Regions from separate parts of the Mus musculus genome. Here region 2 is linked to region 1. The links are chromatin loops, found by intact Hi-C in ENCODE. Cell type or tissue: heart. All regions are shown on one strand. Each heading gives the region's core, and the rest is flanking DNA. Links, peaks and the distances in the headings are about the cores only.

Evidence for each region. A loop is a pair of places that touch in the nucleus more often than their neighbours do. Peaks named below come from ENCODE experiments on the same cell type or tissue, not always from the same donor. Only the 100,000 strongest peaks of a DNase experiment are listed, where the experiment ranks them.
Region 2: it touches region 1 in a loop (2.1-fold over the local background); 2 of 42 quality-filtered maps call a loop at or near these places.

What each region holds. Positions count from the first base shown.
Region 1 is chr12:32,785,012-32,793,121 of GRCm38, reverse strand. No RefSeq gene overlaps it. Among named protein-coding and RNA genes, the nearest start is that of Nampt, 31 kb to the left of the region's middle. In heart, for the core only: no CTCF peak of the experiment used is centred there; a DNase peak (open chromatin) is centred at 3,831; H3K27me3 peaks cover 293 bases.
Region 2 is chr12:32,734,047-32,741,182 of GRCm38, reverse strand. The region is part of intron 1 of Gm40376 (predicted gene, 40376); the gene reads right to left. Among named protein-coding and RNA genes, the nearest start is that of Gm40376, 13 kb to the right of the region's middle. In heart, for the core only: no CTCF peak of the experiment used is centred there; no DNase peak of the experiment used is centred there.

The DNA.
Region 1 (8,110 bases), core at 1,732-6,731:
CCTGGCTGTAGCTGCTGCTGCCTCTCGTGCCTTCTATGAAACACCCGGTCTTCTCTTGGAGTCAGGTAACTCATGCTGGTAGGATCTGCAGATCTAGTGTGGTTCCCCACAGCCTTTGTTCTTTTGACTAGTTAGAAGTTTGTACTTTTTTAAAGAGGCAACTCTGATCCATATTTACGACTTACATATTTTTCCTGGAAATTTTCTTTCATAAATGTTCAATACTTATATATGGCAAGAAATGATCGAGAACTTCAGTTTGGTTTGTTTTCTCTAAATATCTTCCATTCTATTGAGAAAGCCAACCCTCCGCAGCATCCGAAGGGAAGTCTTCTGATGTCTGTGTGTTCAACTTTGTACACTCAGCAGCGAGATCCTGCCAAGTGTGCCTGGAAGACTCACATCAAAATTCAGCAAGGAGTCCCTGCCCTGCCCCTCCTTGTCCTCCTCTAGGGATCCATAACAGAGGGAACCTTCTATACCAAGAGCCAGAAATATCAGGACAAATCCCTTTATTTTGCAGCCTACGGAACAGAGACAGCCTGGTTACAGTGATTTTTTTTCCAAATTTTATGTATGTATTGAATAATGTGGTGAGGTATTGGTCCAGGTCAGACAACAATGATTGATACCGTGCGTCTGTATGTGTCTCTTACATTGCTGTATAGCTGATGGGAGGCCTGATTAGTAAGTTTAAAATAGATGGCTATAAAGTAGGAGGGGCAGACTTTGTTTGCAGTTATGTGTGTAGAGCATCAGCTGATAGAATCATCTCCTGTATCTCTGAGCCTAATTCCTCTGAGAGACAGAGGAATTAGGTCACAGCAGTAGATGGTAGGTGTTGAATGAACCAGTCTTGTGGTATAAAGCAATCAGCTGCATTTGGTGCCTTCAGTCTGGTGATGGAAGTAATTTCTATTTATAAGAAAAAATATTTATAGAGAGCTTGAGAGTTGATGATAGCCTGTCAATGCAAACGCTATTGGAATTAAGTTTAATATGAGACTATCTCCAAAATTCCTTGCTAGAAAGGTAACAAAGTCCTTTTTAAAAAGATTTATTAGAACTAAGATATTTATTTTATTTAATCACGTGTACAAGTGTTTGCCTATATATGTGCACATGAGTGCAGATGTCTGCAGAGGCCAGATGCACTGGATTCCCTGGAGCCGGAGTTACAGAGAGCTGTGAGTCACCCAGCATAGGTGTTGGGAATCAACCTGAGTCCTTTACAAGAGTAGATGGCACCTTTATGGCCCTGAATCTATATTATTTACATCTGTGTGCTTGTATGAGTTTATATGTACCACATGTGTGCAGGAGACTGACAGGCCAGAAGAGGGCATTAGAATGGTACTTACAGGAGGTTGTGAGAAGATTCTCTTGGGACTGTAGTTACAGAAGACTGTGAAACTCCATGTGGGGATGCTGAGCACCCAAACCCAGTCCTGTGTGAGGGCAGTAGGTGTTTTAAGCCACCGAGTCATCTCTCCAACTCCTCATTTTCTTATATTGATTCTTTTTTCTTGGTCATTGAATGGCTAAGGCAGACTATTTAAAACCTATGACTTTTAATTTCTCATATTGCTTTCTGTAAACAGTTAAATTTCTTAATTCATTTAAATAATTACTTATATATTGGAAATAGCTTCCTGAATACACTCCCAAGGGAGCATGGGCTGGGTAGTCACTATAGTAACACCTCCTTTACTTACATCTTTATAGACCTAATGCTCTCACATGACTGTGGCTGGGTCTGGAAAATTATTGCATTTCCCAATGGGGTCAGGTTGTGACCTCAGATAGATAAATGTTTTGTCTGAGGGTGGAGCGTGGCAGGTCTTCAGAGGTCATCACTGGAAATTAGGGACAAGTTAGCTACATATTCCTCCTTTTTCTTTATAATTTGTTAAGACTCATTGCCTGCCCACAGATCCTTAGCTCTTTACTTTATGATTTCTACTTTCTGTTTTGAAACAGGGTCTTGCTACATAGGTCACACTGGCCTTGAACTCAATAGCCTCGAAATCCCTTACATGAAATGCTATAGTGTTTGCATATAGCCTACCTACACCTTCTGAAATATCTTGAATCATCTTGTAATTACTTATAATACCTAAAATGCAAATACTATATAAATAGTTCTCATGAAATGTCTTGTATATATTCAGGCAGACACAATCTTTTCCTCAATATTTCTGATTCATACTTGGTTGGGTCTATGGATGTAGAACCCATAGGTATAAAAGCTGCTTGTAGTCAGTTCAAATACACATCCTACCAGACATCCTGCATTTTCCTTTGCAGGAAACTTGCAAGGTGCATATTAAAGGAAGGCCATTATAGTAGTCATGTCTCATTATTTACTTCTGTCACCTGACTGCTCAGAAAACATTTACAGTCACCTCTTAGTCGAATAAAATCCAACGGTTTTATCCTAGCATTAGATGCCTAGCTGGCATTCATACTTCAAATTGTCCTATCAAAAATAACAGTCCTTCCCTCTCCTCCTACATATCACCCATACTTCAGACAAATTGAATCACTCACTATTGTGCTTACCTACACCAGGATATGTGAAACTATCCCCCTACTCATTGCCACCAGGGATGTGCTTCCCTGCTCTGAGATCTGTTATAAGTGCTACGCTGTGATTGGTACAAAAGAAAAAAAAAACCTTTCCTTGACTATGTAAGCATACAATTCAGCTTACTTGATGAACAGGGCTGGGAAATACTCTCATGCTCCCCTCCCCTGGTGTTATGAAATTAGACCCAATAGCTATAGGGTCTCAATAGGTACAAATGTTAGAGTTCTTATATAGGTGTAGGTACAGGGTGGGGTATTTGGCTACATAAGTGTTATGGCTCCTTTTAAAAAATGTTTTAGCTCTCTCTTGTGAGACTATGCCGGGGCCTAGCAAACACAGAAGTGGATGATCACAGTCAGCTATTGGATGGGTCACACGGCCCCTAATGGAGGAGCTAGAGAAATTACCCAAGGAGCTATAGGGAACTGCAACCCTATAGGTGGAACAACAATATGAACTAACCAGTACCCCGGAGCTCTTGTCTTTAGCTGCATATGTATCAAAAGATGGCCTAGTCGGCCATCACTGCAAAGAGAGGCCCATTGGACACGCAAACTTTATATGCCCCAGTACAGGGGAACGCCAGGGCCAAAAAGGGGGGGTGGGTGGGTAGAGGATTGGGGGGGTGGGTATGGGGGACCTTTGGGATAGCATTGAAAATGTAAATGAGGAAAATACCTAATTAAAAAAATGTTATGTTAAAAAAAATGTATCAACTGAATGTCCAGATCAAAAAAAAAAAAAAAAAAAAAAAAAAAAAAAAAAAAAAAAGAAAATGTAACGCTATGCAGCTCTGCCAGGGGGTGTGCATCTGTTCTCACTTGGTGTGGATGGTAGGAGCTCTGTACGCTGCCTACTGGGCTCAGTCTAAAGTCATAGAACTGGGCGTGATATTGAAACAAGATATGTAAATAAAAAGTGCAAAGGCTTTCAAGTACCCTCTTAAAAATGTTTTTATTAGTGTAGATTAAAGTATATATACATATATGGGTTCCACTGGGGTATTTTCATGTATGCATATAATTCACTTTTCAAAAAAATCATAGCTACCCCCCATTACCCCCTCTTGTCTCCTTCCCACTTCTGTGGATCCCTTTCCTTTCCAAACCAGTCCCTAAAGACCTTCTCTTGAGTGGTCTTCCCTGGCCTACGTTTAGTAGAGCAGGCTGAGGTGATAACATGAAGAAAGTAGCAGGTCCAGCAGAGACAGCCAAGTAGCAGCTGCAGAGTTGGTGTTGACAGGAAGATAGTGGCAGAGAGAAACCAACCAACTGCTTTAATGGCAGCAAAGGAGGTGAAGGGGGAGAATCACGGGAACCACGGGCTGCTTGAATAGTTTCAGGGCTGAAGCCATGGAAACTGTATGACTTTGGCAACCAGCAGGTCAACAAGGCAGAGCTATGGAAATAGCTAGTGGCCTTGATACTTGGTAAAGGTGGTCAGTAGGCAAAGCTTCAAAGGCTCTATGGTGTCAGGCTGCATGGATAGCTGATGGAGAGGTGGAGCTGCAAGACGGTCAGTGGACAGCAGGAGCCTCGACAGCAGTGAGAAGCATGGCAGTGGTGCTAGTTGTGATGGCAACTGCAGCAAGCTGTAATAGCAGACGCTGCCAAAGGCTGAGGAAGCCTGGGTACCTAAGCCTCGAAGCTGTATTTCCAGTTATTATCAAGGGCTGAGGATCCTCCACCTAGATCTACATAGGAGTTATTACATTTGTAGAGCTAAAGATGCTTATATACAGAGCTAAGCAAGAGCTGTCATGCTTGGAGGGCTAAGAGTTTTAGCAGCCAAGACCTGTACTAGACCTGTAACACTAGACAGGTCACCTGCTGCTGCCCCCAACCTGTCTGCTGCCTCTACTTGCTGTTATCAAATGCAGAGGGAAATGAAAGCTGTTAGCACTGAAGAGCTCTTCCCTGCCTCTCACTGTTTCTAACCAGGTGGAGTAAAAGGAGCCCAGCCAGTGGATTGGTAGCATGGCACAGGGCTTGGATGGGATTTGATACATGGGTTATAACTGGCCAACCTTGCCTGCCATATTCCTAGCTATATAAGGACATGTGACTGTCTCAAAACAAAATCATCAAGAAGTTTTTAAAAAAATCCTTAAAGCGATGAGGGAATCTATCAACCCAGATTCTATGTGAAGAGAAGATGTCCTTTAAGGATGAAGAAAACTAAAGATGTTTCAGGTGAAAAAGACTGAAAGTATTCCTCACTCTGGAGACAAGGGGTACTAGACAATGGTCATAGCCTCATAAAAGAATAAATAACATTTTAAAAAGCCAGTACAAATGAATATTTTTCTTTGATATCACCTCTTAATTCTTTTATGTGAATAATGACTCTAAACTAATAGTAATACTTGTATGACATAACAAAGGCAGACGGAGTACACACATAATAATGATGGAAATAATGGGGTGGTAATGTTCATAACAGATGGCTTCAGGTTTCTGTATTTTATGTGAGTGACACAATATTAAATGTATGCATGCAGACTGAAAAACTAAGGATTTATAATGCATCCATAGAGCAATGACTAAAATATAATGCAAAGAAATACTGTCAGTTTTGGCAATATGGATTAACATAGTCCTACTTTATCCTCTTCTTTTAAACAACTGAAAGTCAAGAACAGGAATATCAGGTTCATATCAAGGGTCAAGTATAAAGGGCATGGCAATGAATGAGGTAAGCTGTACACTTGCCCAAGCTTACTACTGCCTAGAGAGTTTTCAGGCAGACCCCTACTGCCTGTCTGAATTGAGGACTCAAAGCTGAGAGAGTTGAGAGAATGAAGAGTCTGGGACTTTCAAGACAGGTATCATGAAGGAAAGAGCCGTACAGGAGAGAACTCTGCTCACAACAAAGCTTTGTAGAGTCTTTAATTGAGCACCAGCAAGTACACATGGTGGAGGGAATTTTAAAAAGATGGGCAAAGTACTAGCGAGACAACCACAGGACTCAATGTATACAGCTCATAATCGGCCTGAAAAAAAAAAAAAAAACCTCTCTTCCTAACAGCCAGAGTGGAAAGCTCCGTTACTTTTGGAGAACAGTATAATATATTCAGGAGATACTTGTCTCAGTAGTCATGGGTAAAACATCATCCTAGGCTAAAAACTACACTGGTTTTACCTAAGAAAGCTTACAAGCAATCAATAAGGATTAAACTGTCACTAAGAACTCAACTATGCTAAGGGCAAAATAGTACTTTCAGGAATGTAAACAAGACAGTTGACAAGATGTGGCCTATAATAAACTATTACCAGGAGAATTCACTTTCTGTTGTGGCTTAATTATGCTAGTATGGACTGGGTGGTTTTTTTCTTTAAAACTTGTATATTGAAATCCTAACCTCAGTGTCATGGTGTTTGGAAGTAGAACTGTAATACTTCATCATTGGTATGAAAAATACCTGATTAAAGCAACCTAAGGAATTGTTTTGTTTTGTTTTGTTTTGGCTCACAGTTTGAAGCTATAACCCACAATGACAAAGAAGTCATGGTGTCTTAGTGGCAGGACCATGAGGCAGCTGGTCATACTGTATCTACAGAGAAACAAAAGCTGCTGCTTTCTCCTTGTTATTCAGCACAGGACCTCAGTTTACGGAATAGTGCCACCTGCATGTTGGGTGGTTCTTCTCACCTCAATTAGCCCAGTCTAGAAAGAGCCACCCAGACACTCACAGAGATGTAGTAGCTCCTGGGTGATTCTGGATCCTGTCCAGTTGACAATATTAAGCATCATAGGAATCTTTGGTAGGTAATTGGATTGCGAAAATATTTAATACCTGTATAAAAGGGACCCCAGAACTCTGTCATTCCCATTCCACTGTGTGCAAATATAATTGGAAATTGTGAGAAGATAGCATCACAAAATCTTACCCATGAAGACTTTCTGATCTTAGGGGAAAGATCAGTTTGTGTAGCTTATGACCCACCCAAATCCCTGATACTTTGTTACAGAAGCCCAAACTGTCTAAGATAGTGGCTTAAAGGAATAGGTATTATCATTCCATAGTTCTGTAGGCCAAAGTCCAAACAAGGGTGAGTTTTCTTTCCTTCTAAGGATCTTACAGGGTAGATATAAGATCAAGGTGTTAGTTGGGGTTGTGATCCCATATGATCTTTAGGGTCCTTTAGAAGGTCATGTGATTTTTGGTGTTAGTTGGGGTTGTGGTCCCATATGATCTTTAGGGTCCTTTAGAAGGTCATGTGATTTTTGGAAGGACTCAGTTCCTTGTCTTTTTTGAGACATTCAGAAACAGATTCCTCTGACTTCCCTGTCCACACCAACTAACCTCCAAAGTTCAAAAGATCACATGACTACATCCTCTCACCAAGGGTAATTTCCTCTCTTGAGTAATTCAATTAATATGGGACTCTAATTTCATTTTCCCTACAGACACCTAATGGATTATAATTATGAAAATGGTAGCCTCTTATCAAGGCCAGGGAATTATAAAGGAACATAAGTCATTTAGGGCTGTTTCAACCACACCCCTGGCATAGTGGCATATACCTTTAACCTCAACACTTGTGAGGAAGGCACAGGTGGATCTCTATGTGTTCATAGTGGGTATCTGGCTGGCCAGAGATACACAGGTTTTCCTTCTTTCCTTCCTTCCTTCCTTCCTTCCTTCCTTCCTTCCTTCCTTCCTTCTCTCTCTCTCTCTCTCTCTCTCTCTCTCTCTCTCTCTCTCTCTCTCTCTTTCCCCTCAGCCAAAGTAGACACATAAAATAGAAAAAGAAGCCTTCTGTTTTGGGAGAACAATGAAAACTATAACTGGATAGGAAGCAACCTATAATGACAGAGGGATATTAAAACCATCACTTTGCCTGTCTAGTATGAGAGTAAGGAACTAGAGGAAAGTCTCACAGGTTTGATACAGACGAGCAGACCACAAAGACACACAAATGTGGCTAAAGAGAGGTAATGTCAATCAATGTACAAGATAAGTGGCCTGGTAGGATTAAAAACAGATGAACTACTACAGAAGAAGAGGGTAGTTTGAAGATACTTATCTAAATTATCCAAATAAAACAAAGAGACCAAACAATAAGCAGTGGCACACATCCTGGCGGGATGGAAAAACAGATTTGAAGCTCCAAATTATCTAAGTATACAGGATACAAGAGTATTTAAGGAAATGAGTTTTTGTATTTTCAATTTTTGATAAAAATCAAATAAACCCATAGATGCAGGATACTCCATGGTTGTCGGTCAGAAATAAGAATAAACCTGCATCAACGAACTTCAAAAAAAATCAAACTTCTAAATCTAGTGATAAAGAGAAAAAATAAAAGCATCCAGATCAAAAGTTTACAGAAGAAAGACATCAGACTTCTTACTGGAGATAATGCAAAAGAGAAGATGGCAGGGACATATTTTTAAAGTATCAAAAGAAAATACCACAATAAGTTAAATTTCTGTTTTGCAAAATAAATTTGATACTGCAGACAAAGTCAAGACTTTTTCAGATACACAGTAGCTGTCAACATTTCCTGACAGTAG
Region 2 (7,136 bases), core at 975-5,974, 51 kb after region 1:
AAACACCCTATCCCATCCCCATCCCCCTGCTTCTATGAGGGTGCTCCCCACCCACCTACCCACTCCCATCTTCCTGCCCTGGCATTCCCCTACACAAGGGCATTGAACAATCTCAGGCCCAAGGGCCTCTCCTCCCACTGATGTACAACAAGGCCATCCCCTGTGACATATGAGGACAGAGCCATGGGTCCCTCCATGTGTACTCTTTGTTTGGTGATCCAGTCCCTGGGAGCTCCAGGGGGTCTGGCCAGTTTACACTGTTGCTCCCTTCATGGGGCTGTAAACCCCTCAGCTCCTTCAGTCCTTTCTCCAACTCCTCCATCGGGGACCCTACTCCCAGTCCAACGGTTGGCTGCAAGCATCTGCCTCTGTATTTGTCAGGCTATGGAAGAGCCTTTCAGGAGACAGCCATATTAGGCTTCTGTCAGAAAGCACTTCCCTGCATCCACAATAGTATCTAGGTTTGGTATATAGTATATAGGTTTGGTATATAGGATGGATCCCCAGGTGGGAAAGTCTCTGGATGGTTTTTCTCTCGGTCTCTGTTCCATATGTTGTCTTCGTATTTCCTCTTGTGAGTATTTTGTTCCCCCTCATAAGAAGCACTGAAGCATCTACAGTTTGGTCTTCCTTCTTCTGCATTACATATGGTCTGTGAGTTGAATCTTGGGTATTCCAAGCTTATTGCCTTATATCCACTTATCAGTGAGTGTGTTCTTTTGTGATTGGGCTACCTCACTCAGAGTGATATTTTCTAGTTCTCTCCATTTGCCTTTGAATTTCATGAATTCATTGTTTTTAATAGCTGAGTAGTACTCCATTGTGTAAATGTACCACAGTTTCTGTATCCATTCCTCTGTTGAGGGACATCTGGGTTCTTTCCAGCTCCTGGCTATTATAAATAAGGCTGCTATGAACATAGTGGAGCATGTGTCCTTATTACATGTTGGAACATCTTCTGGGTATATGCCCAGGAGTGCTATTGCTGGGTTCTCAGGTAGTACTATGTCCAATTTTCTGAGGAACCACCAGACTGATATCTAGAGTGGTTGTACCAGCTTGCCATCCCACCAGCAATGGAGGAATGTTTCTCTTTCTCAACATCCTCGCCAGCATCTGCTGTCACCTGAGTTTTTTATCTTAGCCATTCTGACTGGTGTGAGGTAGAATCTCAGGGTTGTCTTGATTTGCATTTCCCTGATGACTAAAGATGTTAAACATTACTTTATGTGCTTCTCGGCCACTCAAATTTTCTCAGTTGAGAATTCTCTGTTTAGCTCTGTAGCCCATTTTTTAATAGGGTTACTTGGTTCTTCTTAAGTTCTTTGTATACTGGATATTAGCCCTCATCAGATGTAGAATTGGTAAAGATCTTTTCCCAATCTGTTGGTGGCCTTTTTGTCTTATTGACAGCGTCCTTTGCCTTATAGAAGGAAGCTTTGAAATTTTATGAGGTCCCATTTGTTAATTCTTGATCTTATAGTACAAGCCATTGGTGTACTGTTCAGGAAACTTTCCCCTGTGCCCATGTGCTCAAGGCTCTTCCTCACTTTCTTTTCTATTAGTTTCAGTGTATCAGTTTTATGTGGAGGTCCTTGATCCACATGGACTTGAGCTTTGTACCGGGAGATAAGAATGGATCAATTTGCATTCTTCTACATGCTAACTGCCAGTTGAACCAGCATCATTTGTCGAAAATGCTGTCTTTGCCCCCCCCCCCCCCCACTGGATGGTTTTATCTCCTTTGTCAAAAATCAAGTGACCATAAGTGTGTGGGTTCATTTCTAGGTCTTCAATTTTATTCCATCAATGTACCTGCCTGTCATTGTACCAATACCATGCCAGTTTTATCACTATTGTTCTGTAGTACATCTTGAGGTCAGGGATGGTGATTCCCCCAGAAGTTCTTTTATTGTTGAGAATAGTTTTCGCTATCCTTGTTTTTTTGTTATTTTTAAATGAATTTGAGAATTGCTCTTTCTAAGTCATTGAAAAATTGAGTTGGAATTTTGATGGGAAATGCATTGAATCTATAGATTGCTTTCATCACGATGGCCATTTTTACTGTATTAATCCTGCCAATCAAGAGCATGGGAGATCTTTCCATTTTCTGAGGTCTTCTTTGATTTCTTTCTTCAGAGACTTGAAGTTCTTATCATACAAATTTTTCACTTGCTTGGTTAGAGTCACACCAAGATATTTTATATTGTTTGGGACGATTGTGAAGGGTGTCATTTCCCTAATTTCTTTTTCAGTCTATTTATCCTTTGAGTAGAGGAAGGCTACTGATTTGTTTGAGTTAATTTTATATCCAGCTACTTTGCTGAAGTTGTTTATCAGCTGTCGGAGTTCTCTGGTGGAGTTTTGGGGATCACTTATATATACTATCATCTGTAAATAGTGATATTTTGACTTCTTCCTTTCCAATTTATATTCATTTGACCTCCTTTTTTGTCTAATTGCTCTAGCTAGAACTTCAAGTACTAAATTGAATAGGTAGAGAAAAAGTGGGCAGCCTTGTATAGTCTCTGACTTTTGTGGGATTGCTTCAAGTTTCTCCCCATTTAGTTTGATGTTGGCTACTGGTTTGCTGTATATTGCTTTTATTATGTTTAGGTATGGGCCTTGAATTCCTGAACTTTCCAAGTTTTAACATGAAGCTATGCTGTATTTTCTCAAATGCATTTGCAGCATCTAGTGAAACGATTATGCAGTTTTTTTAATGTAGTGTACATAGATGGATTTCTGTATATTGAACCATCCCTGCATCTCTGGATGAAGTCTACTTGATTTTGGTGAATGATCATTTCTATGTGTTCTTGTATTTGGTTTGCGAGAATTTTGAGTATTTTTGCATTGATATTCATAAGGGAAATTGGTCTGAAAGTTCTCTTTCTTTCTTGTGTCATTATGTGGTTTTGGTATCAGCCTAACTATGACTTCATAGAACAAATTTGGTAGTGTTCCTTCTTTTTCTATTTTGTGAAATAATTTGAAGAATATTGATTAATCTTGGTAGATTTTTTCTTTGATGAGTATGGAAGTGTCCTTCCTCATCCTTTTTGATAACTTTACGTTGAAAGTTGATTTTATTCGATATTAGAATGGCTTCTCCATCTTGTTTCTTGGAACCATTTGCTTGGAAATTTGTTTTCCAGCCCTTTACTGTGAGTCTTTCTTTGACACTGACATGTGTTTCCTGTATGCAACAATATGCTGGGCCCTGTTATGTATCCAGACTATTTGCCTATGTCTTTTTATTGGGAAGTTGAGTCCATTGATGTTAAGAGATATTAAGGAATAGTGATTGTTGCTTCCTGTTATTTGTGATGTTATTATTATGTTTGTGTGGCTATCTTCTTTTGTGTTTGTTGAAAGAAGATTACTTTCTTGCATTTTCTAGGGTATAGTTTCCCTCTTTGTGTTGGCGTTTTCCATATTATTCTTTGTAGGCCTGGATTTGTGGAAAGATATTGTGTAAATTTGTTTTTGTCATGAAATATCTTGCTTTCTCCATCTATGGTAACTAAGAGTTTTGCTAGGTAGAGTACCATGCCTGGGCTGGCATTTAGGGTCTGTAGACTCAGACTCTTAGGGTCTGTATGAGATCTGCCCAGGATCTTCTAGCTTTCATAGTCTCTGGTGAGAAGTCTGGTGTGATTCTGATAGGTTTGCCTTTATATTTTACTTGACCCTTTTTCCTTATTACTTTTGATATTCTTTCTTTGTTTTGTGCATTTGGTATTTTGGCTATTATGTGATGGGAGGGATTTATTTGTTTTCTGGTTTAACCTATTTGCAATTCCATAGGCTTCTTGTATGTTTATGGGCATCACCTTCTTTAGGTTAGGGAAGTTTTCTTCTATAATTTTGTTGAAGATATTTACTAGCCCTCTAAGTTGGGAATCTTCTCTCTCTTCTATACATATTATCCTTTGGTTTGGTCTTCTCATTGTGTCCTGGATTTCCTGGATGTTTTAGGTTAGGAGCTTTTTGCATTTTGCATTTTCTTTGACTGTTGTGTCAATGTTTTCTATGGTATCGTTTTCACCTGAGATTCTTTCTTCTATCTCTTATATTCTGTTGGTGATGCTTGCATCTATGACTCTTGATCTCTTTCCTAGGTTTTCTATCTCCAGGGTTGTCTCCCTTTATGATTTCTTTATGGTTTTCTTTCCATTTTTAGATCCTGGATGGTTTTGTTCAATTCCATCACCTGCTTGATAGAGTTTTCCTGTAATTCTTTAAGGAATTTTTGTGTTTCTTCTTTAAGGGCTTCTACCTGTTTACCTGTGTTCTCCTGTATTTCTCTAAGGGAGTTATTTGTGACATTCTTAAAGTTCTCTATAATCATTATGAACTGTAATTTTAAATCAGAGTCTTGCTTTTCTGGTGTGTTGGGGTATCCAGGGCTTGCTATTGTGGCAGAACTGGGTTCTGATGATGCCAAGTAGCCTTCGTTTCTGTTGCTTATATGTCCTTGCCTTTGCCTCTTCCCATCTGGTTATCTCTGGTGTTAGCTGGTCTTACTCCCTCTGACTGGTCTTGCTGTCTCTGACTATAGCTTGTCCCTCCTGTGCTGACAGGTGTGTTGGCACTCCTTGGAAAACAGCTCTCTACTGGTGGTTTTTAAGTATGGAGAGCTTTGGTACAGGATCAGTTCTGGGCATCATGGCACGGGATCAGCTCCCAGCACAGACAGACACTGGAAGGATCCTGTATCCAAGAATACTTATGCTAATCATAGCAGATCTGGACCAGAAGACACAGGTTTGAGAGTTGAAACCGTAAATGACACAAGACCAGACCAGAGAACATGCAGAGCAGTGTTGTCTGTGTGAATTGGGATGATGAGGATTCCTGAGTCGCTATGGTGATGATCCTGGGGGCATAACAAGATTGTTGCTGCTGTTCTGAAGAGGTTATTGGTGATGAGGTTGTTCAGTGATAGTGGAAAGGGAGAAAACTGGGTCAGCAAAGTCCCATAACACCCTTGGCCCTAGAGCAGTGGTTCTCAATCTGTGGATCACAACCCCTTTGGAGGTAGAATTATCTTTTAACAGGGGTCATTTATCAGATATCCCACATATCAAACATTTCTGTTATGGTTCACAAGAGTTGCACTATTAGGAGGTGTGGCCCAGTTGGAGTAGATGTGGCCTTGTCGGAGTAGGCGTGTCACTTTGGAGGTGGGTTTTGAGAAACTTTCCTTCTAGCTGTCTGGAAGCCCTAGAGCAGTGGTTTTCAACCTGTGAGTCATGACCCCTTTGGAGGTAGAACAATCCTTTCACAGGGGTCACATATCAGATATCCCATATATTAAACGTTTGCATTATGGTTTACAACAGTAGCAAATTTACAGTTATGAAATGACAATGAAAATTTAATGGTTGGAGGTCACCACCACGTGAGGAATGGTAAAGGATCATGGCATGAGGAAGGTGCAATCACTGCTCTAGAGATCCTTCTCCAACATGTGAGCTATAGGCAAATATGTTACCATGTTTCCTACCTTGAGAAACATTTTGTTTTTCTAAAAACATTCAGAAGATACACAGGTCCATGGCTAGTGTAGTATGTATTCATTAAGACTTAAATAATGAATAAGGCAATGTATCTTTCCCCATAACACACTGATGATTCTTCATTGTTTCCAGGAACTGCCACTTCCTGATCTGTTCCAGGACCGTGCCCTTTTTGTCTGATTTCACACCCCCCTCTGTGAGAGGTAGTGTGACTGCTATTACCCACAAAGCTGTGCTGTGTTTATTGGGAACCTACTTAGACTGAAGCAATATGATCCACTGGGCTCTATTTACCATGAACACAATATCAGTTACATCACAGAATTGCACCATGCCTGACTCCCAGTGGTTCTCGCTATGCTTCACTGAGTCTCAGCAAACAATCTTAATCTTAAGGTGAAGAAAAAATGACTTCTTTTCTGGTCATGTTAAATGTACTGTTCACAATTTTGTAACATAACTTTAGAAAAATATGTCTTGTACAAATTCTCCTGAATTCTAGGCCATAGACACTACATTCCAAGAATGTGATCTTTTTCAGTGTTGGCAACACTCTGCCCTTCCATATGAGACCAGTGAAACACAAGTCAGTGAGCCATGGGCAAAGCAACCTAAGAAGTTCCATGAACCAATGCAGGGAATCACTACCTTCTGTATATTTCAGAGAGACTGGCCCATTGTCTTAGTTAGTGTTTTACTGCTGTGAACAGAAACCATGACCAAGGCAAGTCTTATAAAAAAACAACATTTAATTGGGGCTGGCGTTTAAGTTCAGAGGTTCAGTCCATTATGATCAAGGTGGGAGCATGGCAGCATCCAGGCTGTCATGGCGCAGGCAGAGTTGAGAGTTCTATGTCTTCATCCAAAGGCTGCTAGTGGAAGACTGATTTCCAGGCAACTGGGGTGAGAGTCTTAAGCCCACACCCATCGTGACACACCTATTCCAACCAGGTCACACCTATTCCATCAAGGCCACACCTCCAGATGGTGCCACTCCCTGGTCCAAGAATATACAAATCATCACATTCCACTCCCTGGCCCTAATAGATGTGTTAAAAAAACATGAGTCTATGGGGACCATACTTAAACATAGCATAATGCAAATGCATTTAGTCCAACTTTCAAAGTCCTTATAATCTATAGCAGTCTCAACAATTTTAAAGTCCAAAGTTCAAGGTCTCTTTTGAAATTCATCCAACTAATTAACTGTAATCGCCAAAGCAAGGCAGGAAAACAGCTGGGCAAACTCCAAACTCTCAATCTCCATGGCTGATGTCAAAGCAGTCTTCAGATCTCCACTCCTTTTTCATCTTTGTTGACTACAACAAACTGCTTTCTCCTGGGCTGGTTCCACTCTCTGTTAGCAGCTTTCCTCAGCATGTATCCCATGGCTCTGAGTCTCCAAGGCAATTTCAATGTTACAGCTTCTTACTTCAGTGTCTGGGATCCCACTTGATCTTTTGGGCTTCTCCTAAGGACTGGCATTGCTTCTCCAGCTCTGCCCTCTGTAGCACTCTAAGCTCAGGTTGATCCACTCCCCTACGGCTGCTGTTCTTGGTGATCATTCCATGGTACTGACATCTCGAATACACTGGGGTGTTCCACTCCAAC